Regions from separate parts of the Mus musculus genome. Here regions 1 and 2 are each linked to region 3. The links are chromatin loops, found by intact Hi-C in ENCODE. Cell type or tissue: gastrocnemius. All regions are shown on one strand.

Evidence for each region. Hi-C counts contacts between places; a loop is a spot of excess contacts. Peaks named below come from ENCODE experiments on the same cell type or tissue, not always from the same donor. Only the 100,000 strongest peaks of a DNase experiment are listed, where the experiment ranks them.
Region 1: a loop joins it to region 3, with 3 times the contacts of the local background. A loop is called at or near these places in 21 of 42 quality-filtered maps.
Region 2: a loop joins it to region 3, with 3 times the contacts of the local background. A loop is called at or near these places in 6 of 42 quality-filtered maps.

What each region holds. Positions count from the first base shown.
Region 1 is chr12:108,205,533-108,213,532 of GRCm38, forward strand. Ccdc85c (coiled-coil domain containing 85C) reads right to left here. Exons shown (of 6, transcript NM_001159910.2): 3 at 5,983-6,090; 4 at 2,302-2,397; 5 at 1,590-1,688; 6 at 1-902. The coding sequence ends at 813. Among named protein-coding and RNA genes, the nearest start is that of Ccnk, 30 kb to the left of the region's middle. In gastrocnemius, CTCF peaks have their summits at 1,299 (motif pointing right) and 3,679 (motif pointing right); DNase peaks (open chromatin) are centred at 1,315, 3,366, 3,674 and 6,764; H3K27ac peaks cover 606 bases.
Region 2 is chr12:108,440,628-108,448,627 of GRCm38, forward strand. The region is part of intron 1 of Eml1 (echinoderm microtubule associated protein like 1); the gene reads left to right. It also overlaps the pseudogene Gm15636. Among named protein-coding and RNA genes, the nearest start is that of Eml1, 22 kb to the left of the region's middle. In gastrocnemius, no CTCF peak of the experiment used is centred here; DNase peaks (open chromatin) are centred at 3,944 and 6,318.
Region 3 is chr12:108,491,180-108,499,179 of GRCm38, forward strand. All of the region lies in intron 4 of Eml1 (echinoderm microtubule associated protein like 1), which reads left to right. Among named protein-coding and RNA genes, the nearest start is that of Evl, 60 kb to the right of the region's middle. In gastrocnemius, a CTCF peak has its summit at 3,243 (motif pointing left); DNase peaks (open chromatin) are centred at 3,255, 3,566 and 7,049; H3K27ac peaks cover 1,423 bases.

The sequences.
Region 1 (8,000 bases), 290 kb before region 3:
TCATCAGGGGATCAGGGGTGGCTCCTTGTAGCACACGGGCGGGGGGGGGGGGGGGTGCTCCGTCACATTGACAGTGACCCTGGGCAATGGCCCAGTTCTACCTGCCCATTGAGAATGCTGAGCCTGGCTCAGACACTCTCCAGGACTTTCCTATGTTGCTGTAAACCAGAAAAGGAAGCCTGGCAGGAGAGACCTACAAAGTGGCTAAGCCTGGCATTGGTGAGGAGACGTCACTGAAGGAGTGAATACTAACGAGGAGAAGCTGGCTTCGGGGTGGCTGAGCACCGACCCCCAGGTGACAGGGAACCCTGAGCTCCCAGCCAGTCATGGACACACGGGACCCAGTGCTCTGTGACCCAGGGTCCTGGCTCTGGCAGGGTAGCAGAAAAGTGCCACCCGCGTCACGATTCAGGCTCCGGTGGCATCTGTCCAGTGTAAGGGACAGAGAGTTAGAATACTTGTTGAGGGACCTTCTACCAAGAGCAGGCTACCTCCCAGACAGTCCCTTGGCTTGGAGTCTCAGAGGCTTCTTGCTGACAGAACATGGAGCTCAAACGGGGAGCCAGGCTGCCTGGCCACTTGGCTGCAGCGAGCGGGCAAGCGAGCAGTGGCTTCTCGTCTTCCCAAGGTTTGCTGGTGAGGGAGGCAGGAGGTGGAGGCCTGGCTGTCAGCATCACACCAGGGCAGCCAGGGTAGGCCGTGTCCTATGTACAATTCACCACGGAGAAAGACGGTGGCTGGGCCGGAGTTTCTGCCAGGTCTAAGGCCTCAGACTCCAGGCAGGGCCAGTCCACGTCCACGGAGAAGCGGCCCTACAATGGCCCCTTGAACTGATTACCAGACAGGTGCTGCCGGATGGAGGGCTTGGTGCTGGCGGCGTCCCCCAGTTTCCTCCAGACCACCTGTGAGGAGGCGCACAGCATCAGTGAAAGGCTCGCCCCAAACCTACCCACTGGTCGCACCTACCTACCTACCGCCTTACCACCCTGTGAAATCACCCATGTCCTCAAAGCCTGGGAGCTGGAAGAGAAAGCTGAGGCTACCACAAGTTAGGAGAGGTGCTGAGACGTGGCCTTTGCCCACTGTCAAAGTCATGCTTGAGCCCCTGGGTGTGAACTCAGCCTTGAAGATGTCCAGTGGGGTCCACAGACTTGGGAGACAGCATGAGGTGCACCTCAGGGCACCCCACCCAACCTAAGCCCCACGACCAGACCCTGTAAACCCACTCTCCTGCAGGCACCTATGAGGGTCCAGTGGAGATGGCAAGAGGTAGAGAATATTCTACGTGCATGGCCAGAGGCCACCAGGGGGCACCAGTGAGCAAAGAAACCAGCGCTCAGGCTCTGTCCAGACAGAGTCCCAGGCCTGGCACCACCGGGGAGGGATAGATCTGGTCAGGGGCCTCGCTGAAGGGTGAGGCATGGTGGGTCTGATGAGGCAGAACTCCCAAAGCCAGTCATCCTCCCCAAGCCATAGCTAAGCCAGTGAGAAGCAGGTGGCCACATTCCCAGGGCCCAGGCCCAGCCCCAAGCCCAGCCCCAAGCCCCAAGCCCCAGCCCTAAGCCCAGCCTGGGAGGAAAGTGCCTCACGTTGCACATCTCTCGCACGATGGCCTTCTCCTTCTCGCTCAGGTCCTCCTCACAGCTGTCTTGAAGTTGCCGGTCAAGGTTCTCATGTACTTCCAGAACCTGAAGAGAAAAAGCAAACGGTCACGGGGAGGCCAGCAGAGAGCTACCAAGGGAACTGGAGAGGCTGGGCAGGGGTGTCAGGTGGGCTTGCTTCAGGCGCCAACAGAGGATGTGACCGACAGCCTGTGCCCATCCACGTTGGACACGGCAGTCACTGCCAGCTCCCTCTGTGACTGAGTGTCCCTGCACAAGGGTGGGTGAGGTCCATGGTATACACACAAAGGAAACGGGGAGAGCCCTGGTGCGTGGTTGAGCTCTAGACACCAGAGTCCTGAAGCCTGCACGCTTGTACCTAGAGGCATGAGGCTGGCCTGGACCTTCCATTCCAGAGTCACTCCCAACCTGGGCCTCTCTTTGGCCTGAGGGAAACACTTGCCCTCTGATACTGGGTCAGTTCCCTCAGCAGCAACGCCTCAGGCAGAGCACACAACTGACGAGCCCAAGACTACATTCAGCCCAAGTCCCAGGGGCTCCAGGCAACTCTGTGTCTCCAGACGCCAAGGGGAAGGGACACATCGTCTCCCAAACCCCCAGCTCAAGTGGCCCAAGCTTGGAGATAGCACCTGTGGGTCCCCCATCCTGTGCTCAGGAGGAGACAAATGGCACGTTTTACCTTCATGGCGTGCACGACAGCCTCGGGTTTCTGTCCTGCCGAACTGTAGACGGTGGACGGGGGTGAGGGCAGCTCGGGTACGGGGCAGGCTGGGCCCTGTAGAAAGAGCAGCACAGATGAGCCCCACACCCCAAACCTCACACCCCCCGTGTCTGGGTCCTGGACACCTGTCACTGGATGAACACCAGTTTGAGTTATGTGGAGCCAACACCCAGGTAGGAGGAGATAGGGGTCGGGGTGGGGAGTTGGAGGAGAAGAGGCAAGGGTAAGAGGCAAGGCTGAGAGGCGGGTATCCTAGGAGCTGCTATCTGCCTGGCTGGTCCCCATGCTTCCTGGCCATGCCACCTCTTCTGCAGATGACATGGTGGTGACTTGCAGAACAAAAGGAGGGGAGCGGGGAACACAAGAGCATGCATGTTGTTCTACAGGTGTAGCATGAGCGTCTTGTGGGAGCCAGAGATTCATGTCACTCAGCAGGCGGAGGGAGGCTCAACCCCACTGCCCAAGTCCAAAGCCCACCCAACCTATCCTAAGCCCTGCTCCTGTCCCTTGGCCCAGTCCTGGCCACCTGGGTGGTGAGTCAGCTACCGGCCACATGTTCAGGGTAAGAGCTGAAGACAGGCCGGGCTGGGCCAGGAGGGGACCCAGTCCTTCTGAAGCTGACTCCGCCTCCCGCCAGCTTCCCTTCCTCCTGATGACCATAAGCAAGGCTAAGGCTATAATCGGGCTATAATTATGGAACGCAGGACAATCAAGAAAACACCAAGAAGTGCTCCAGGAACGAGTAGGAGGGGGAGTGTCCTGTAGCCAGAGCTGTAACCTGGTGCCTGGGGATCAGCCTGAAGACAGAACTACTTACCCCCTCTGCAAGACCTGGGCCCTGGAGACCGCTCCCAGCAATCAAAGAAGCTGACCCAAGAAGGACTGAATCCTGTCCAGCTATGGCCACCATACAAGCCCAGTAGGGATTTTATGGTTGTCCTCAGTTAGGCCCAGGGCCTTCCACTGACAGCCTGTCTGCCAAGCCCGTTTCTCTCAGGCCATCTGGCAAGGAAGCTTACCAGGGTCTCACAGGCTGATGACAGCTGTGCTGGCATAGGCATGGAGCGATCTAGGAAAGCCAGAGTTGGGCATGGTCCCTTTCACTGGGACTTGATTCTGAGCCTTAGTTTCCTCCCTTCCTGTGTCACATGTCACGGGAAGCATGCAGAACACGGGAGAATGCCCAGAGAGTGTGTCTCTTAACTCCAGCCCAGGCTGCCTGTTTAGGACACGGGGGAGCCGGATGGGGAAAGGGAGTGGGTGGTGTCTTGCCTCCTGGTCTGCTGCCCGAGCTAGGCTGGTCTTGAGCAGAGGCCACACTTCCCCCACCGGCCAGCAGAGGGTGCCAGCCAAATGAATAAAGAGAGGTCTGGTCCTAAAATGTCCTGTGGTGCCCACACCCCTCCCCCTGCGTACTGCCACCCTGTCGTAGGGAAGACCCTATCCCCAGTTTGTCCTGATGGACCTGGCCTGCTTCCTCGTCTGTCCCAGTCTCTAAGGGACGGCTAGGGGCCCCTCCAGGAATCAGCCATGAGAGAAATGCAGGAGGCGAGTGGGTGGATTGCTATGCAGTCCGGCCCTCCGGGCTCAGATCGCCCCCAGGCAGCAGGTATCAGGGAGGACAGGGCCTGAGGCTCGGAAAAGGATAACGGCCATTGCTCAACTCTTAATGACTGGTTAGAGTGACTGAGGTATTGGGGTTAGCGTTGGGCTTAGCGTCACTCAGGCCCACGGAGTCCTCCCAATCACCAAGGCACCCGGGGCAAGTCAGTCCTGAGGGATTAAACAAACAAACCCATCCCACAGATGAGGGCAGTGTGCTTGCCCAAGTCAGCTGGTGGGCATGAGTCTAAGCCTGGAAAGACCAGCTTTTTCCAAGGTGCCTGTCCACGCCTTAACGCTCCTCCAGAGGCTGCACATACGCACCCACTGTTATCTGGGAACTTCCAACATTTGACATTTGACCTTGCTGCCCTATTGAACCCTGTGCACCTTAAGGAGACCGGCCCCGGGTATGGAGGAGACAGTAGCGGGCAGTGACAGCACTGAGGGTCAAGGTGACCAGCTGGGCCCACAGCCTTGACCTTTGAGCCTTTATCACCTGCGTGCAGTAGTAACTGCTAAGGCTGGTATCCTCCCCCACCCCCCACCCCCAGCTCTCTGCCTGTTGGCTCACTACCCTCAACTGACGACCTGAATGTCTTCAGTTCATAGCCCTCATGGAACGGAGCTATCCCCTGCTCTGCAGGCCCACAGTGACCGCTGACCTCCAGGCCCGTTTAGGTACTAATATGCCTTTGCCCATTAGGCCCTGCAATCTGCTGCAGCCCATAATGCTCACTTCCTCCCCCTAAGAGCAAAGCCACAGCCTCTCCTGGGGTGAGACACGTGCTCTCCCCTCATGGCCTCCACCATGAAACCTTCCAGGACATTCCCACATTCCGCTAGCCTTCACTGTTGAAGCTTGGGGGGTGTCCCCTAGGGGCTATAGGAAGTGGTCTGGGACCTGGCAGGCTGACCCGGAACCAGAACCAGCACTGCACTTGCCAGCATTTGAAAGCCCTCAGTTTACCACCCGGCAGGTTGTTTTCAGTGGCCTATGCCACCAGAATGGAGGAAAGCAGAATGGAGGGGATGGGAGGGGGGAGAGGGCAAAGCCTGGGGAACCAGCCCCTGGGTGGCACCCTTAGCTCTGGGAGCCCTTCACGGTGAAGCATCGTGACCAGGCATCATTCGGTCGCAGGGCTCCTGGACAGGTAGAGGAGGTAGCCAGGCTTTGGGAGAGAACGAGCCAAGGATGGTTGCCAGTCATGATGCATGAGCCATCTCATGCCAGCACTGTGGCCCACTAAGGCCACAGAAAGGCCATGGTCAGCCTTGCTGGCCATCATGGGAGGGGTGAGGGTGCAGAGCAGGGGAGGGACCCGCATACTTCGCAGGACGTCCCTCGAGGTGCCGCCCGCCGCACTGGTGTGAAATGTGTGAGCAGCCACAGGGACTCCCACAGGGGTGCTCTGTGAGCCTGAACTGGTGGAGGCTTGCTGTCTCACTGTCCCACAGGGCAGGTGACACCGGCATCCCACGACCCTCTCTCTGCTGGGTCGACAAACACGAACGGACGCGTGGTCACTTTCTGAGAGCTGACTCCTGCTTCCCATCCAAGGCAGGACAGAGCCCAGGTGAGCATGCGGCAGGTGACCCCGGAGGCCTGAGGGGGTCCTGAGACGCAGCCCATTAACTCCCGAGGCTTCATCCCTCAGCTCCAAAGCCTAAATCTCAGGCCAGCAGGCCTCCTCTCTCGGCTACAGAGTCACAAGCTGCACAGAATACGGTGCTCGCTCTGGCAGCCCCCTGCCATGGCTGTCAAATACTGCCCTGGAAGTCGAGAAATGTCACCTACCCAATGCTTTGCTTCTTACCTCCTCGCTGGGTCCCCATGAGGTACCCAGGGCCCCGTCCCAGGAGGATAGAGTAAGGAAGACCACTCAGGGCTGGCCATCCAAGCTTGGCTTTCACCCACAGACCACCCGCATGCCCTGGGCTGTAGCCAGCCTGTTCCGCCTCTGTCTCCTCTGGAGCTCAGGGCAATTCGGAAGGTCTGGACCAGGAGCAGTGGGGACCTTCGGTGGGGACACTTACGTTCTGTAGGACTTCTTGGTAGGAGGGCGGCAGGGATGCGAGCTGGGATTCCGAATGGTATGGGGAGAAGCCTTTCCGAAGGGTACGGAATTCTCCAGAGCCTGCCTGCTAGGAGGGGAAAGAAGCCAGTCGGATCCAGGGAGGGCTGAAGGGCCAAGGCCCCTAAGCCAAGACCCTGCCCTAGCCCAGGTGCTGTGCTTAGTAAGTGTGTCACCCTCTACACAGCCATCGGTCGGCTCAAGCACACCCTCCCGGGCAGGTGCTCACCTCTGTTCGAAGACTGCCTCTACTATCAGACAGAGAGAACCCCACCCAAAGCAGGCCTGGGCGGGTGTTCGTAATCCACAAGGACCAGTGCAAACCAGAGTGGGGAGGAAGGATGGACACACACATGCTGCCCTGAGGTGGCTCCCTTAGGAGAAAAAAAAATCCCTGTATGCCAGGCTAGTGACCTAAGACCAGAAGCCAGAGTCACTAAGGGTGGGCCAGGGAAACTGCGTGGTGGACAGGTGTGGCCCAGACTGTCCACCTTCAGGCCAACCAGCCCCACAGGAGACAGCCTTCCTCCCTAAGCCACTGATACTTCAAAGGGAAGGAGGAACCCACGAGGCAGATAAAAACTGCAGAGGAATGTCCATAAATCGGCAGGCTGCTGAGTTCCCCAGACAAAGCAGGAAGGAAAGAGGCCAGGCTGGCTGGCAGGAAGCGGGCAGCAGCCCTACGGAGGGCTTCCTCCTCCCTCCCAGCAGCCCCCTCACCCAGCCTGGAAGGGATCCCCACATTCCAGGGCTGGCCTCCTGCCAGTCACAGGGCCTTGGCCACCTGCAGGTAGAGACAGTGAAAGAGAGCTCAGACAGAAGACAGAGGTGCCGGACCACCAGACAAAGAGGTGGGGTAGTCACTCCACATCACTATACCACCCCCAACCTGTAGAGACCACAGAGTCCAACCAGAGAAGAAGTCTGCCAATGAGGCCACAGGGTATATATACAGGGGTCTGGTGTTCAAAGGCCAGGGGGCAGGTACAGAGGGCTGGGGTTGTTTTCTCAGCCTCAGGTATGACCCAGACTCACACCCGAGACTCTTGGGTACCCAGAAGCCTCCTGAGGTAACTCCACATGACTCTCACACTAGGCACAACCCCAGCCAGCATCATCTGCCAAGAGATTCCCAAGAGACCTCGTGAATGGCCTTAGCCATCAAGTGGGGCTGTGGTAGGCCACTGCGAGGCGTTAAAGGCCACAGAAAAATCAGCCCTCCCTGACACAAGGACCGGATTGAGTGGGTGCCCTAGGACCGGGTCTCAAGGACAGAGACTGTCCCCAAATGTCCCCAGTACTTCTTAAGTCTACCATGAGGGACCCTTTCCTCAGCCACCGTGCTTCCCTGAGGGGTCACCCAAGCCCCACTCAAAACCCTAAACTAAATCACTCTCAGCTCTCTGTCACCACGAAATAGTTTTCAGCAGAGAGCACCATCTAAATTCTAATGAGCTCTTAACGTCCACACATAAACATGTCTATCAGTCCTCATGGGACCTTGCCTACCAATGCTGTTGTATGGGGACACGAAGACGTCCCTGCCACCTTGCTGTGACTGGTGGACAAAGTGAAGACACCAGAGGCCGGTTATCAGCCCAGCAGAGAATGTGTTGTGATATCCCATTTGGCCACAGGACCGGGAGTGCCAACAGATTGCTGCCTGGTCTGTTTCCCGCCAGCCTGCGACCAAGAAGGCAGGACCTGTCCTGTCCTGTCCTGTCCTCACCCCCACACAGGATTATGTTTGGGCTAGGCTCCCTTCCCACAGAATCTCTGGCCCTCAATCAGACAGGCTCTGAACTGAAAACACTGTAGTATGTGCTAAGGCCCCCTCCCATCCCACCCACACCCCTCCACAGAGTCCTGGGTAATTTCCTCGGGGGGGGGGGGGGTCCCAATTAGCTGCATGCAACTCCTCACCCATACACTTCGAGTGAGCATCTAAAAATGTTTGTGTGTGCACAGGACTTTATTAGC
Region 2 (8,000 bases), 51 kb before region 3:
TCAGGTCTCCAAAGATCTTATCCATTTCTGAGTAGCATCTAACCTGTGCCCGGATCAGGGACTCAAAGCTAGGTTGGAAATAGTCAAGTCGGCTGCCACTGAACCGTGGCATCTCATCCAGGAGTTGTTTGTTCTTGGCCTCAAAGTCTTCCCGCACAGGCCTTAGGTAGCTCTTCTCGGGCCTGGTGGAGCTTGGCCAGCGCAGAGCCAGTCTTCTTTTCCTCGTACTTCTCCACCTCGGCCTGCAGCCTCCTGTAGTCATGCACGGCCTGCTCCCGTCACTTCACTGCCACGTTGAGGCTTAGGAATATGTTGCTGAACTTTTTCAGGGGTTCAGTCACTGTCTTTTGGATCGGGTTCACCATCTCCTGCTTCATGTCTGTGTCTAGGGCTGTCACAATGCGCAGAAAGTCCTGGTCCTGCTCATACGGCGGGTTGGACAGTAGGTCCTGGGATATCTTCACAGAAGATTTGGACAAGGCCAGGTCGGCGTCGGTTGGTCTTCCTGTCCTTCTGCAGGCGCTTGGTTTGCTCTTCCAGCCGCTGCAGTTTTCTGTACTCCCTTTCAAAGTCTCTTTCTTTCCACTGTTTTGGAAACAATCTGCTTCTTGGGCTGTCTGATCTTAAATGGAATCCAGCTCATGGCCCTAAACTCACGCCGACTGCCGGGGTCCTCGGTAGAAAAGCGGGTTCTCGGACCACTTCCGGATTCCCATAGCAACTTTTAAAAACTTCCTTATCTTCACTTAAGGCGATGCTTGTCAATCTCGACCTTCTCTTCAGAAAACATCCTGCGGGGAGTGGCTTGCCTGTTTTTCTGTTTTTAAGACCTCTCCTCCTGCAGACCACCGTGTGAGGGGCTTCACGGAGACGAAGCCATTGATGACTTTATAGGCCCAGTGCTTGGATGGAGCCCTGCCCAACACCCTGGGAATTTGTTGGAACCAAGCACCTGCTTGCTGGGTCCTTCCCCAGCCCAAGGCTCACCTTAGACATCTTGAGTTCCAGCCCACAGCTCCAGATGCAGGCTGATTGTCACTTAGCAGCAATTTCAGACTCAGAAAATGAAACACATGGTTTTCAGTGGCTTCCTGTGGCTTCTCTTAGTTTAATGGTTCTGCTTGTCTATAATGCCAAGGGTTTGCTTTGGTTTTGCCTTGTCTGTGGTGCAAGAGAGAGAATCCAGAATCCTGAGCATGCATGTGCAGGCCCCTGTGTGGAGCTAGCTTCAAGTGTGGCTGTGGGTACTACCTTAGACCCTTCCAGTGTATTGGCATTTTAGAGCCCAGTAGCTTAGGGAAGACTATGCAGCTACAGGGACTAGTATATCATGGTGACCCACATACTGGACCCACTAGCCTCACCTGTGGACACTGGCTTGATACTTGGATGACATTTTCATAAAAATCCTGATATTTAGGTGAATCAAGTCCCTGGAGAGCCATGAGGACATGTACTAATCACCTGCCACACAGGGTCCGCCAGAACCGGACTCTGGAAACTGTGGTTCCAACCCCACGTGGCATTGCGTGACCAAACGTGGGGAAATGGTAAAAATGGGCAGGAGAGAAAGGTTTCTGAATGCAAAACCACCAAAAATGTCAAATTCATGATGAATCCAGGGTGTGTCTGCCAGCACTCACAGATGTGTAGCGCACAGCTCCACTGCAGCCTTGGTTAGGAGCACACACGGGCGTGTCTGCCGTGTGCATGGCCTCCCCGCCACTCAGCACCCACCAACCCCGTCTGAGACAACTCAGCGCACACCAGTCTTTCTGCTCTCACAGAACGGCACTGGTTTACTGAAAATGAAGATTCACGGTCCACACCACCACTCCTCAGCAGAAAAGTGAAAAAAATGTGCTTGCAGCTCTTTACACTGGAACATTTGATTTAAAACAAAACAGAACTTTTATGAGAGCTCTGCTGCTTGTACACTTGTGTGCCAGAAGAGGGTGTCAGATCCCATTACAGATGGTCAGGAGCCCCCATGTGGGTGCTGGGAATTGAACTCAGGACCTCTAGAAGAGCAGTCAGTGCTCTTAACTGCTGAGCCATCTCTCCAGCCCTGAGTGTTTGATTTTTAAAAGTGGTGTTTTCTGACGTGAATTCCATTACAATTTTTTTTGTTCAATGAATTTTGGCTTAAGACTAGGGCAGAATGTCAAACAGTTTCTGAAACTTCTCTACTCGTACTTCTCCTGTGTATGATATGTTTATGTGAAGTGGCTCCTTCAGCATTGGCAATGACTAAAGTCAAAATATCAGTAAACCCTGAGGAATGTTACCAAGGTGCTTTATGTCCAGGAGCATCAGACTGTCAGCTAAAAGTCAACGTCACTCTCCTCATTAGAATGCACATTTGCTCTTGTTTTAAATAAATGGTAGAATGATATGTATGCCAAAGAATTGCTTAAAAAAATTCTTCCCCAGCACTCAGGAGGCAAAGGCAGGAGGGTCTCCGTGAATTTGAGGCCAGCCCGGTCTACACCGAAAGTTTCCAGCAGAGCCAGCCATACATAGTGAGACCTATGAAAGAATAAATGTTTCTCTTTATGATTTATTGTTGGTGAATGTTGGCTTTCTTTCCTGTTTTATAACTCTGCCTACCTCTAGTCATATAAAATATCCTCAGGTGACAGTGGATCTGGACTGGGGAGAGTTTTAGAACAGCCAGGTGCCTAGAAAGCTAAGCCAGTCTGGTCCTGAGAAAGCCGGGTTGGGAAGGGTCCCACTGACTCTCACTGAGTCCGTCGCTTCTCCTCCAGTCCCCCCCTCCCTCCCTGCTTTGTTCAGCAGGAATCTGTGTGTCCTCTGTAAACAAAGCCTGCTGTGTGGCCTGAGGAGCCAGAGTGATTCTTCCCATCTGCCGGGCTTAGTGGGAGTGGCTCAGAGTCCCATCACCAAATTCCTGCAGCGGTTGTGCTCTCCACCCATGAGGAAGCCGAGGGCTTGGGTTTCCCCTGCCCACTGGCATCTCGACGCTGCTGCCTTCAAAGGCCCTGGGGCATAAACGATGAGCACTGCCACCCGTCCCTTTTTTTTTGAAAATGCAACCCTACCGGGATGGCTGTTTATCTCTTGCACACCCAGGACAGACCACTTAACTTGCTGTGCCAGAGGATGTGCCTCAGTTCCCTGTGCCATACACAGGGTTCCAATTTCCCATAAATCCTAAGGGACATATTCTGGGTGACTGTCCTGTGACCTATAAACCTCCGTCTGGTGGCCGCGACTCAGGAGGGTTAATGCACAGTTAATAGTAGCGTGTTTCAAGATGCTAACACTTTGAGTGTGTGTGGGGGTGAGTGGGTTAATTAGATTTAATACTCAGCATGGAACATGCATATTAAAGCATCGCATCTTACTCTGTATGGTACTTAAATTTTTAATTGGCAGTTATTATTTATGCACTTAAATAGACCTTGCTGCATGGCAAATTATTTTCTTGTCTGTCTGTATTTCTTTTCTTTTCTTGATAGGGTTTTCCTATGTAGCCCTGGCTGGCCTGAAACTCACTATGTAGATCAGGCTAGCCTCAAATTCACAGAGATCTGCAGGCCTCTGCCTCTCAAGTGTTGGGATTAATGACATTGTGCTACCATAGCCAGACAGTTTTCTTTCTCTGTCTCTATATTCGGATCTGTCTGTCCAAGGGCCTCTGATTTCTGCCCCTCCTCTCTCATGGAGCTATACAGACAAAGATGGCTGTCGTGTCCCTCAACAGAACAGTCTTGTGGGACCACCATCATAGGTGTACTCAGGCACAGGGGTTCTCATGGGGCGCGTACCTCCCATGACTGCTTGTTTCTGTTCTTCCGCTAGGACTGACGCCCCAGGGATATAAACTCTGTTGCATTTACTCACCTTAGAGAACTGTGTGTTGCCTCACACTGGGAGTGAGCCAGAACTGTTCATCGCCATGGATACGATGGAGGGATGCATTGCATGTCATCTTGACAGTTTAAGCCTATTGGTGCTATTAGGTGCCTGGACAGCTGGGGGCATTGTCTTGCTGTGTTAGTCACCGCCTACAGAATGTGGGTGCCTGACTGAGGACATTCGTGTGGCTGTACCTTTGTGATAGCCAAATAGATGGGTATAGGCAGAGGAAGAAGTCCAGCCAGTGAGTGCTCCTGACCTAAATCTGAGAGTACAGCTGAAGAGGTCTTCTTCTTTGAACCCTCCCCTGATGCCTTTGTGACACTGGGACTAGGGATGTTCTGGCTTACAGACCATCTGGCCTTTGGACAGGCCATACAGCTTTGAGGTGTCCCATGCTTTCTCCCCTAGCTATAAACCTCTCTGTGACCCCTCATGGCTGAATAATGCTCTTCCCAGCATGCCTTTGTCCCACTCTTCTCCCCCACACAATTGCGTCTACAGTTTGGTCCAGAGGGTCCCTCTTTGCAAAGAGATTCAACAGTGGCAAGATTTAGGGGAGGCATTTGGAGGGCAGCCCTGCAGCAGCAGCAAGGGTTAATTAAGGGAATAACATAAACATTTGAACAGAAGCTCAGAATAATTCCAGTTGGGGGTGTGTGTGTGTCAGCGTTAGTTACCCCGCCTTTGGTTATAGAAAGTCTGTGCTTTGTAAAACAAATAGTGCTTACATGGTTTTGCAGAGAAAATGTTTCCAAGTATAGAGTTTCTCTTATCTGAAGCATTGTTAATGAGGGGTGGTGGACCAAGGGTTGCAGACCCCCATACACTGCCAAGAACAAAGCAAAACAAAACAAAACTTTTCCATAGCCCTGTGAGCTCCAGCATCTTCGTCCTTGGGGGCTGGACATGTTGGGCGTTACCCTTTGAAAGGGGTATGGGGTTGGCCCAGACTCGTCTTAGCTGCCCTTCCTTGAAGATCAATCCTGTTATCTGAGCAAAGGGATTATGGGTAGAGCTGAACCAGTTTTGTGTGCTTTGCAATTACCAGCCCTGTGGATTCTGTGTTTCTCAATGAGGGCACAACAAAGGCCACCCATTCACGGGGACTTTTGGTTTATGGGACAAAAATAAAAGTGTCCCAACTTTCAAGTCGCAGTCTTCAAGGCAAAATTTCAGATGTTCTGGCCTATCCGTTTATACAGCAAGTGCATGAAAATTTTGTATGCAGAAAATGATTTTTTAAAAACCGATAAAAGCAATTATCTTTACCTGTTAGAAGCCCCAGAGATATGGCGGCTTTGCATAGTATATAAATCTGAATGGCAGAACTTACCAACGATTCCTTCAGGTATTGAGGAATTCAGACCTCAGCTGAGGCAAATTGAATTTTAAAAGCTTAGGGTCTGAAGAGTTGGCTCAGAGGTTAAGAACACGTTCAGAGAACCCAGGTTCGATTCCCAGCACCGGCATGGAGGTTCCCAACTGTCTGTAACTCCAGGCCCAAAGACTCTGATACCGTCTTCTGGTTGCCAAGGTAACCAGGCGTGCACACGGGGAACATATATACAGGTAGGCAAAATACTCATGCACATAAAATAAAAATGTAAAAGCAAATGCGTTTATTTATGTAAGCATTTATTTAGATAAAATCTCATTGTGTAGTTCAGATTAGGTTCAAAACCATGGTCCTTCCTCCACCACCAGAACGCACTTCAAGATTCCATTTCACTGACCATAAGGTCATTAATATGTCAGGGCACACCCTCTCTGCATGGGAGACCCTTCTCAGAAGCCGGAAGCCATCCACTCCTGCACATGTCGGATGCCAGTGAAGGACCTGGTGGGTGACAAGAGCCATGTGTTTGCCTTCAGATGTTCTGTGGCTTTGTAACTTCTGAGAGTCGATGCTGTTGTTTTCCTTAAACAGGGGAAAATGAAAGGGATATACAACGTTATGGCATGGTCTCTAGTCCTAGCACTTGGGAGGATGAGGCTGGCTGACCGTGAGTTCAGGATCAGCCAAGGTCATCCAGGGAGACTCTAAGAAAAACCAAACCTCAAATGAAATGAAGAGGTTCGGTACCAGAGTTCATCCCAGAAGACAACCAGCAATCTGAAAGGAGGCTCAGTTGTTCCAACTTCTTTATAAAGCACTTTTAAGTTGACAGATTATAAAATTATAAAGCCAAGACTTGGTTATACTCAGATACTCAGCCAAAGCTATGCTCCCAGACCCTGCAGAGCTGGGATCCAAGTGTCTCTGAGACTATTGAGCCTCCATAGCTCAAGGCATGGCATCCCATTCCAAGTATGCCAGGTGCTGCACAGATCCTATTCCTGACTGTGAACTGCACCCCCTGTGCAGAAGGGCTAGCATGTGTGTGAACCTCAGGGGGTCACTGTCCTAGCAAAGATGAATGAATGCCCAGTGAGTGTGTGCCAAAATCAGAAACAACTTTGCAGCTGGGCCAGCTGATAGGCAAGGCTTACTGCTCCAGTAAGGCCAGGCATCCGGGGAGTGGCAGAGCCAGGGTCCAGATGGGTATGAGCTAGCACGTTCTTGTACCACCTATACCTCATGGATCAGCATTGCCCAACCACTTAAGCATCAGCTGTCCTGACTGCTCCCGTGCCAAATGTGAGACCTGTACACCCTTATTTGAGAGAGCCAAGTGCCTTCTAACACAGGGTGACACACTTGTTGTTGTGATCGGCAGTGGCTGATCCATCATCTTCTATAAACACTGGTTTCTGGTTTCTTTTCCGCCATCTTTGTTAAAACGAGGATGAGTGGATAGTTCTTTTAGATAGGCAAATCACAGCCACCTCTTCGTAATACACCCAAACTAGTACATGGTCTGGAAGGATGCCTTGGCCTGCTTGGCAGGCTTGGAGATTAGGTCACATAAGCCACCAGGGACCAGCAGAGGACAAGCTCCAGGTGACTTCGTTGAGTTATAAATGCTAATGAGATTTTTAGGGTGTCTGGCAGTCTTTCTTCCTTCTTATGATCTAGAAGATCATCACTTCGGGGAACCTGGCATTGTGTGGGAGACTTGATGGTTTTGTGTTATGTGTAGAGGGAGAGGTGATCCCTTGGAGAGAGATGTCTGACAGTCTTAATGCCAGGCTTCGTGAAGCATCGCCTGCAGTGGAATGGCTTCTGATGTCCCTATCATGAATGTCAAATGTCATTCCTTTGTCTTCATGCTAACCTTGCCCGCTTACATGAGGGAATGACCAAAGGCAGGAGGTCTGCCTGCTTTTGCTGGAGCCTGACTCCAGTGACAGTGTCTGTAGCAGGTGGGCACTCCTGGTACCGAGGTAAAGATACAGGGACTTGGAGGCTTCTCATCACCAGGTGCCCTGCGGGCCAGGTGAGAAGCAGAGTGACATTCTTGTCATTCCTGGTCCACAGGATTTCTTCTGGCCCGGGGTACCTCTCTGTTTGGCCCAAGTTTGAAGCTGTGTGGTTTGTCTGAGGTGAGGCGAGAGCTAGGGCTGAAGTGGTACAAATGGTGGATGCAAGTCTGAGATTCCGTGGTCCAGCGCCACAGTTGATGTCTAAGAGCTGGGAGGGGTGTGGGTTTTTTTTTAAGGTTTATTTTATTTTTAAGTGTGTGTGTGTGTGTGTGTGTGTATGTGTGTCTGTCTGTCTGTCTGTCTCTGTCTGGGAATATGCACAGATGTGTAGGTACCCATGGAGGCCAGAGGTGTCAGATCCCTTGGAGCTGGAATCACAAGACATTATGAGCCACCTGCTGTGGGTGTTGGGAACTGAACTCAGGACCTCTTCTGCAAGATCAGGAAATGCTCTTAAATCCTGAGCTGTAGCCCCAGCCCACTCTCTTTTGAGGCAGGTCTTACACCTGAGAATCTTGCGAGAAAAGCCAGTTCCATAATGTTTGAGCTAATTTGAAGCAACCTCGAATTATATAGTGACCAAGATGATGGACTCTGGCCATGACCATTTCAGGGTACCCGGAAAATAGCCATGAGTCACATTTGTCAGAGGTGTACAAAGGCAAAAACCACAAGGTCACACTCCCCATCGGGTTCAATCAGGGGCAAGTATATATTCTGACATACTTCCTGCCCGCATATCTCCTGCCTAC
Region 3 (8,000 bases):
TCTGGCTGGAGTCAGTTTGATAGGTGGAAATGCACTGATATCAGGCAGAGAACCTGGGCTCCGCCCTGATCTGTGGATTCAGATGTAATGCATCAGTAGCCAAAATGGTCAGTGTGGTGTCACTCCCCCCCCCGCCCCCCAGTGCAAATAAGCTATGTGCAAGAATGTCACACCAGCGCCTGCATTCCTTAGCAACAGTGAGAACATCTAGAGGACAAATCTGTAGGCTCTATGCAGCTCCTCACTCTTGAGAAGAAAGTGTTTGTCATGTTCCCCGAGTGTCCTCACTTCCTATAAATCAGGTGTGTGCATCTCTCTTATTTAGAGCTGTAGTCTTTATTATGCTTTCTATCTCGTTGCTCCCTGTCCCATTTCCTTTAAAAGGGATTGGTGGAGTCTGGAGTCTTTCCCATGACTTCATACAATCTTCACCTTCCATCTTCGACTGTTTAACATTTAAAAATTCTTTGCCTCTAAGCAGCCTCGGCACTTTTTAACAGCATTTAATCTCTCTACTGACAATGCTTCCATTAGAGATAAAAGCAATGTAGGGCAATGTAATATTTTACTTTATGTAATATTCATGGCAAATGAATATTAATGATTACATAATGAGTCTTGTCACCATGAAGTACTTATTAAATTTAAATAGGGAGTCAGCAATAACATTCTGAAAGAATGCTATGATGTACCCGGTACACTAATCCACTAAGATTTTTTTTTTAACTTTAAAAAAGTTTTATATGAGAAATGGCTACTTTGTTCTAAGTTTATGAGCACAGTTGACATTAGATGTTACCGGAGAAAGTGTCCCCATTCTGGCCTCCGATAGAGATGTATCAACCTTAGAATTAAAATACTATGTGTCCATCTACAGCTTCTGGCAGTGAGTTGCGTTTGTAGAGTAAGAACTCTCAGCCAACTGTTGGAATCTTTGTTACCACATACATATACACTGTCGGTCTTTGGAGTCAACAAATTTGAAGGGAAAAATCAAAGTATTCTCTAAGGCCCAAGCCCTGCTCCTCTGTACAGCCCTGTTGCTTCGCAGCCTGTCCAGGACAGCTGTGCTGGTCTCTCTGGCCTCTCCTCCTTCTTAGAGCTGGGCAGGCCATGGATTTGTCCTTTGGCTGCTTCCTCCAGCTCCTAAAGGCCCAGTTGGTAGCTTCTAACTAGGTAGGCTAGGTACTACTAACCTAGTGATGACCTTTCTCCTTAGCCTCCAGTTCAAGATCTCCTGGCTCCTTATCCTCTCCTTGGCCCTGACAGTACACCTCTTCAGCCCGCCTCTTCTATTTCCCAGCAGAAAAAAATTTTTTTTTCTTCTCTTTTAGAGTTGCTTTATTTCACAAGTTACCTGTTTCTGAAAAAAATCCCAAGAGAGGACTTGAAGGTCCCCTATAGTATCCGTGGCAACACAGGGCTCATGAGACACTTTCCACGTGCCCGAGCAGAACTTGCTGTGTGGCCCAGCTAATGTGACAGTCACAATCCTGCCTCAGTGTTCCAAGTGCTGAGACTGCAGAAATGTGGCACCATATTCTATGCCAACAAGGGTTTTCTCAACCAGCCAGACTAGTTCAGCATTCTTAACAATGCTAAGGCACGCAGTAGGTGCCCAGAAAACATTCATTGAGCAAATATATCTATTCCTCTTAATGAGGATGAAAGACGGTTAAAATGTTGGATCCTGACAGCCACACCCAAGCCTCCATCCCGGCTCTGCCACTTTGTGTTCCATGATTTTAAATCACTAGATTGGGGAATAGGGACTCTTCAGCATCGAAATAGTATGGACCTCACAGGTGTTCCGAGGATTGAGTACCTTCTTCTCCAAAGCATCCTCCACACCAGGCTGGCCTGCAGGTGCCTGTGTACCTAGGACTATTGTTGCTCCGTTCCAAGGTCACAGCCTATGTGTCTCTCTTCTCAGGGACTGCCCAAGTTTTGTTTCTATAGCTGTGATGAAAAGCAACTCTTTCAGTTTACAGTTCCAGGTTAGGGTCTGTCACTCCAGGAAAGTCACAGTGGCAGGAGTGTGAGGAAGTTAAACACACAGGAGCAGAGAGCGTGAGGCTGGAGAGATGGCTCAGCAGCTAAGAACATCTTCTGCTCTTGAAGAGGGCTTAGGTTCTGTTCCCAGCATCCACGTCGTGGGAGTTGGGGCTCATAACCATCTGTACTTCCAGTTCCAGAAGATTCAACACTCTCTTGGCCTCTGTGGGCCACAGGCATACATGCAGGCAACACACCCACAGAGCAGAGAATGCGCCTTCTTCCAGCCCTCTCTGCATTTACACAGCCCAAGACAAGAGGTGCTGCTCATATTGAGGATGGGCTCTCCTCCACTCCTAACTAACCCAATTAAGAAACGTTCTCACAAGCTAACCCAATTCAGACAGTTCCTCAGGGAGATGGTCCCCCCAGGCGATGCTAGATCAATTGAAGTTAACCGTCACAGAAGCATTTGGAGTTCTGTGCCTCCTACCCCAACCTGAAAAGAGAAGAACGAGGTGCTTGGACAATGTCTGTCACCCTACTCGTGCAGCCTACAGCAGGGCTTCACTTGGACCTACTATATGTGTGGCATGATGCAAGGCAGGATGGGAATGGGATGGGCCGAGCGAAGAGATTGATTCACCTTCGCGGGACTTGTTGACAGCACGGAAACAGGCTGACCCTGGTTTCCTCAGTTTCTGTAAGACACAACACAAAGCAATGGGAAAAGAAGGAAAAGGGTTTGGACGTGTAGCTCACTGAGAAAGACACAGCCCTGAACTGATTTAAAAAAAAATGGCGCTCAAATCATCAAAGCACAGCAGGTGGCTTACCTAAACTCAGGCATCACTCTGAGATGTCACCCAGCTGTGGTCTTCCCTCTGGTGCTTCAGAGTCTAGAGTGGGAGTGACAGTGTTTGAACAGACTTTACCTCACCCTACAAGGCTCAGCTGAAGAGCCCCTTTTTTAGCCCCCACCTGAGGTAGGTGTTTTGCAGACAGCCTGTGTCTGCGGTTGTCCATAGCCCTCCTCCATCTTTACCCATTCCCACCCATGACCTCCCTTGGGCTCTAAGAGAGCAGGGACACTGTCCTTTCTTAGTCTCTGGCCCTGCAGCACTTTGCAGAGTGCAGGAAACACGAAAACCTCCCACTAAGCATTCCTTGAATGCATGAAATTACATTTAAAAAATAAATAAATAAATCTAGAACTGTTTAAGAAACTGGTAAGGAGCGCCACCTAGAGGCTGATTACTAGCACCACACTTTAGCCTTAGTGTTTGTGCTGGAGTCCTAGTTAAATCTCCAGTCCCTTAAAGTGGCTTCTTGTGGGTGACATTGGTTAGGCGGGAAGTCATTGGCAGCAGTGTGAAGGCACTTTGTCCTGTCTTGCTCAGTCCTGAAGTGGTTCTGTCCGTTTTGTGGATGAAGAAGCAAAGCAGCCTGTGTCCCCTGGTGAGCTGCATTGCATAGCTTTGATCTATGGAACACAGACACTCCAGTAGCCCTTGATGCCTCTCCCACCACGACTTTTGGCTTTTGTGCCCACCTGTGTCAGTTGCTCCTAGAAGCCATTCCCTCTTCTCAGATTCCTGGAGACCTGAGCATCCCGTGGGGAATTCCCCTGTGGACTTCCTCTTCTTGGAGGACCATTGTCTATAGGTGTGTGTGTGTGTGTGTGTGTGTGTGTGTGTGTGTGTGTGTGTGCGTGCACACGCGCACGCTCACCTGCATGGACATGTATGCGAGCCAAAGGTTAATATCAGTTGTCTTCTTCGATCAGTCTGTCTCCCCCAGACTCCTCCCCCACCTGCACAGCCTTTCTGTGTGGGTGCTGGGGATCTGGACCCTGGTCCTCAGGCTTGTGTGGCAGTCACTTTAATGACCTAGACACCTCCCCAGCACCTGAAACTGCATTTTCCTTTTTCTGGACACCGCACAGAATCACGGGATTCAAGGTTTGGGCATCTTTTTGCCTTTGTGACTGTCAGCATGAGGCAAAGAATCCTGGTGTCTTTTGGCTTCCTGTCTGGCTCCAGCATCCCGTTCCTATGACCGCAGGAGGTTTGCCTTGCTGTCTTTTTTTTTTTTTTTTTTTTTTTTTGCCTTTCCCTCACCTTTCTTCCCACTGCCTGTGAGCCAATGCATAAGTGACATGGAATCGGGACTCCGGCTTCCGCAGGGCACACAGATCACAAGACTGTCAATCATGCTCTGACAGAGGGGACAAGCCAGGTGAGCCACAGAAAGACAGCTATTTTAAGTGTGACAGAAAGCTGAAGCCACTGTATACTGGGCTCAAACAAAGCAAGAAAAGGGAAAAGGGGGCAGGCCCCCCTCAAGGGACAGGCCCACACTGCATTTTTGGCAGAGTGTCAGAAGGAAAACACTTGGCTTTATAGGAAGAGGGGACTCATTAAAGGCCCAGAGTGAGCTGGCTGACGGGTCACATTCCTAAAGATCCAGACAAAGGGGACCCCACACTCCCACACATCCCTTTCCATAGACCTTCAGGGAGTGCCCAGGGCAGACTGGAGAGGAATGTGGGTGAGTGTAGCAAGAGACGTTCTGAGGCACACCAGGTCATCTGTGGTGTGTGAGGAGAGAAGCAGCCTCAGGCCTTGCCCCTGGTGCCAGGCGGTGGCCGCCCCCTGTTCTGCCCTGGAGATGCAACTGTAAGCAGGATGAAGATGCTGTATTCGTGGGCCTTTCTGCTCAGTGGAGAAACAAAATAAAACAGGGCTCAAAGTGCTATAGACAAAAATAAGCCAGGGTGGGGTAGGAGTGTGGACTGTGGGGAGCGGGGCCTGAGGGAAGACTGCAGTGTTGACTGGACGCCCAAGAAGGCCTCACAGGAAGTGGCCACTAGCCTAGACCCAAGCAGCAGTCTTGTGTCTTCTGCAGGCTGGTGTCCAGGAGGAGGGTTAGGGAGCCAATGCGAATACTGGGGTGCTCCAGGCAAGGGCACAGAACAGCAGTTACAGGCTGGAAACCAGAGCTACTTACCCAAGGGGTTAGAAACAGCTTGCCTGGGGCTGTATAGCCTCAAAGGAACCCTAGAATTTAGATCGGAAGGCCAAACAGAGTTTTTACAGTTCCGTGTCCCTTGGCCACACTTCAGAGTTTAGAAAGTTTTGCCAACAGCAAATTCTGCTGTGTTTTTCAGCCAGGCTTGTTTGAGCCTCACCACCCACTCCACACAGGCTCGGAGTGGCCTGGACATCAAGGGAAGCAAGGGATCATATCCCTGATACAGCGTGGGCTGAAGGATGACTTCCGGCAGAGGTGCTTTTCATTGCATTTCAAGTTAGAACTGAGGAGAAAAGGGGTGACTTCAGGGAGATGGGATTTTAGGGAGATGGCTCACTTAGAAAGCCTGCCATACCAGACAATGTGCAGGCTAGTTTTATGTCAGCCTGACCCCAAGCTAGAGTCATTTGGGACGAAGGAAACTCAGTTGAGGAAATGCCCCCACCAGATTCTGTGGGCAAGCCTGTGGGGCATTTTCTTGATAGGTGCTTGATGTGGGCGGGCCCAGCTCCCTGTGGGTGGGGCCACCTCTGGACTGGTGATCCTGGGTGCTTTAAGAAAGCAGACTGAGAAAATCAATCGTGAGGCATCAACTGTAAACAGCACCTCTCCAGGTGCTGCATCATCTCCTGCCTTCCGGTCCCTGCTCTGAGTCTCTGCCTTGACTTCCCTCAGTGATACATTGTAACTTCAGAGTTGTAAGCTAAAATAAATCTTCATCCCCAAGTTGCTTTGGGTCACAGTGTTTCGTCACAGCAACAGTAACCCTAACTAAAACACACAAAGACTTGAGTTCTGAGTTTAGATTCCCAAAACTCATAAAAAGAACTGGGACATAGTGGAATCTGTGCCTGTAACCATAGAACTAGGGAGGGCAGAGACTAAGAGATCCCTGAAGCTCATAGGTCGATGGGCCTCGTCAGATCAATGAGTTCAGTGAGAGATTCTGTCTCAGGAAAAAATACAAAAAGGTGACGAACTATCCTGGACTACCCAGCCTGACCCTACCTGCCCTTGGGGGCTGGAGGTGAGTCAGGGAGCAGGTGAGAAACGCCTCCGCAAGCTCATCTGAACACGCCCTCCACCTGCGCCCCATTGGTCCCGAGAAAGCATCTCTTCTAAACAGCAGCTCCTGATTGGCTGGCATTGTCTGCACCAGCAATCCTTGTTCTCTCAGGCAGTCTTCAATCAGGTCCTCCAGCAGGAGATACTTCTGCGGCTGCTCCAGCCCAGCGTTTACATAGGGGTGGCCCCACCACAGCTCCTGCTAGAGAGAAAGATCTAGAAAAGTCACTTGACATTTGCCTTTGGCCAATACACACACACACACACACACACACACACTCACACACAATACACAAACACACGCACACGTACAGCATAGGCACCTAGCTAACAAGTATATGCACAGATGTGCATGCATAAATAAAGAAGTGATATTAGCAATGTATCTGCTTTTTTTTTTCTTTTTTAATTCAAGCAACCAAAGATTATATCTCTAGCAGCATTTAAGGGGTGATTAAAGTGACCCCACAGGAGTGGCATATTCAAATGTCCTACATATCAGATATCAACATTAGCAAAATTACACTTATGAAGTAGCAACAAACTAATTTTATGGGGTGGGGGAAATCACCACAACATGGGGAACTGTATTAAAGGGTCACAGCATCAGGAAGGTCGAGAACCACTGGATAAACCAGTGTTCCTTGTGCCTGTGGTTTCCTTTCTTCTGATTTATTTCCTAGCTTAAGGCTGGGAGACCTAGCATAGCTGAGCAGTGCGGGGCAAACAGCTGGAATCTCCGGCTGGGGTGCAAGGAGTGGCTCACGTTCCTGCCCTCTCTGAGAGTCTGTGTCTGGTGTGTCTCTCTAATCCAACCTCTTGACCGTAACCCATTAATGATCACGGTGCCCCATGACCTGATCTCGTGGGGTCATCTCAGCACTGCTGCCGTGGACCAAGCTTCCAGCTGGTGGCCCTTTAGGTCAACTATAGCAGTCTCTGGGCTCTTGTCACCTCCCCACTGGCGGCTGTCCCAGGGGGGTCCCCCATTGAGAAGAAGTGGGTGGCCACTTCTCTGGGGCCACACACTCTTTTTGTTTCTCATCTGTTGCCTCCCTCACAAGCTCTGCTTGCTCTAAGAAGGACTGTGGTCCAACTGAGGCATTTTCTTCTTTGATTTCCCAGGCATGGTCATAGGTTGTCACTGTCTGTTTTGTGATGGGCACCCAAGATGTCTGTGCTCAGCAGTGACATTCCCTTATGGGCGGCCTCTGTTCTACCCTTCTGTCATCCTTAGAACAGTTACCATACAAGAGATGTGCCAACAAAGTCCAGACCCACAAGTTCTTTCATCAAGACTTGGATGACTTTTAAAAAATTAACCAATGTATACAGTATTACGCTTTATTATGGCATTCGCAAATAAAATTTGTTTCAACTTAAAAATTTAAGTTAAATTTAATTCTATGTGTATGAGAATTTTGCCTGCATGTACACCTGTGCACCATAAAGAAAGAGTGTTGGATCCTGGGAACTGGAGTGAGTTAGAGATGGCTTGGCCCGGCCCGTCATGTGGGTGCTGAGAACTGAACCTGGGTCCTCTAAAAGAAGAGATGGGGGCTGGAGAGATGGCTCAGTGGTTAAGAGCACCAACTGCTCTTCCGAAGGTCCTGAGTTCAAATCCCAGCAACCACATGGTGGCTCACAACCATCTGTAATGAGATCTGACACCCTCTTCTGGTGTGTCTGAAGACAGCTACAGTGTACTTAGATATAATAATAAATAAATCTTAAAAAAACAAAAAAGAAGAGATGGGGCTCTTAGCTGCTGAGCCATCTTTCCAGCCCTCCTAAACAGTGTGTGTTAGTTTTCCTTTCTCTCCTCCACTTTCATCCTGTCGCCCATGCATCCCACTTTTGTATTGCATATGTTCTATAGCCCTCCCTCACCCCCATCCCTTCCCCTC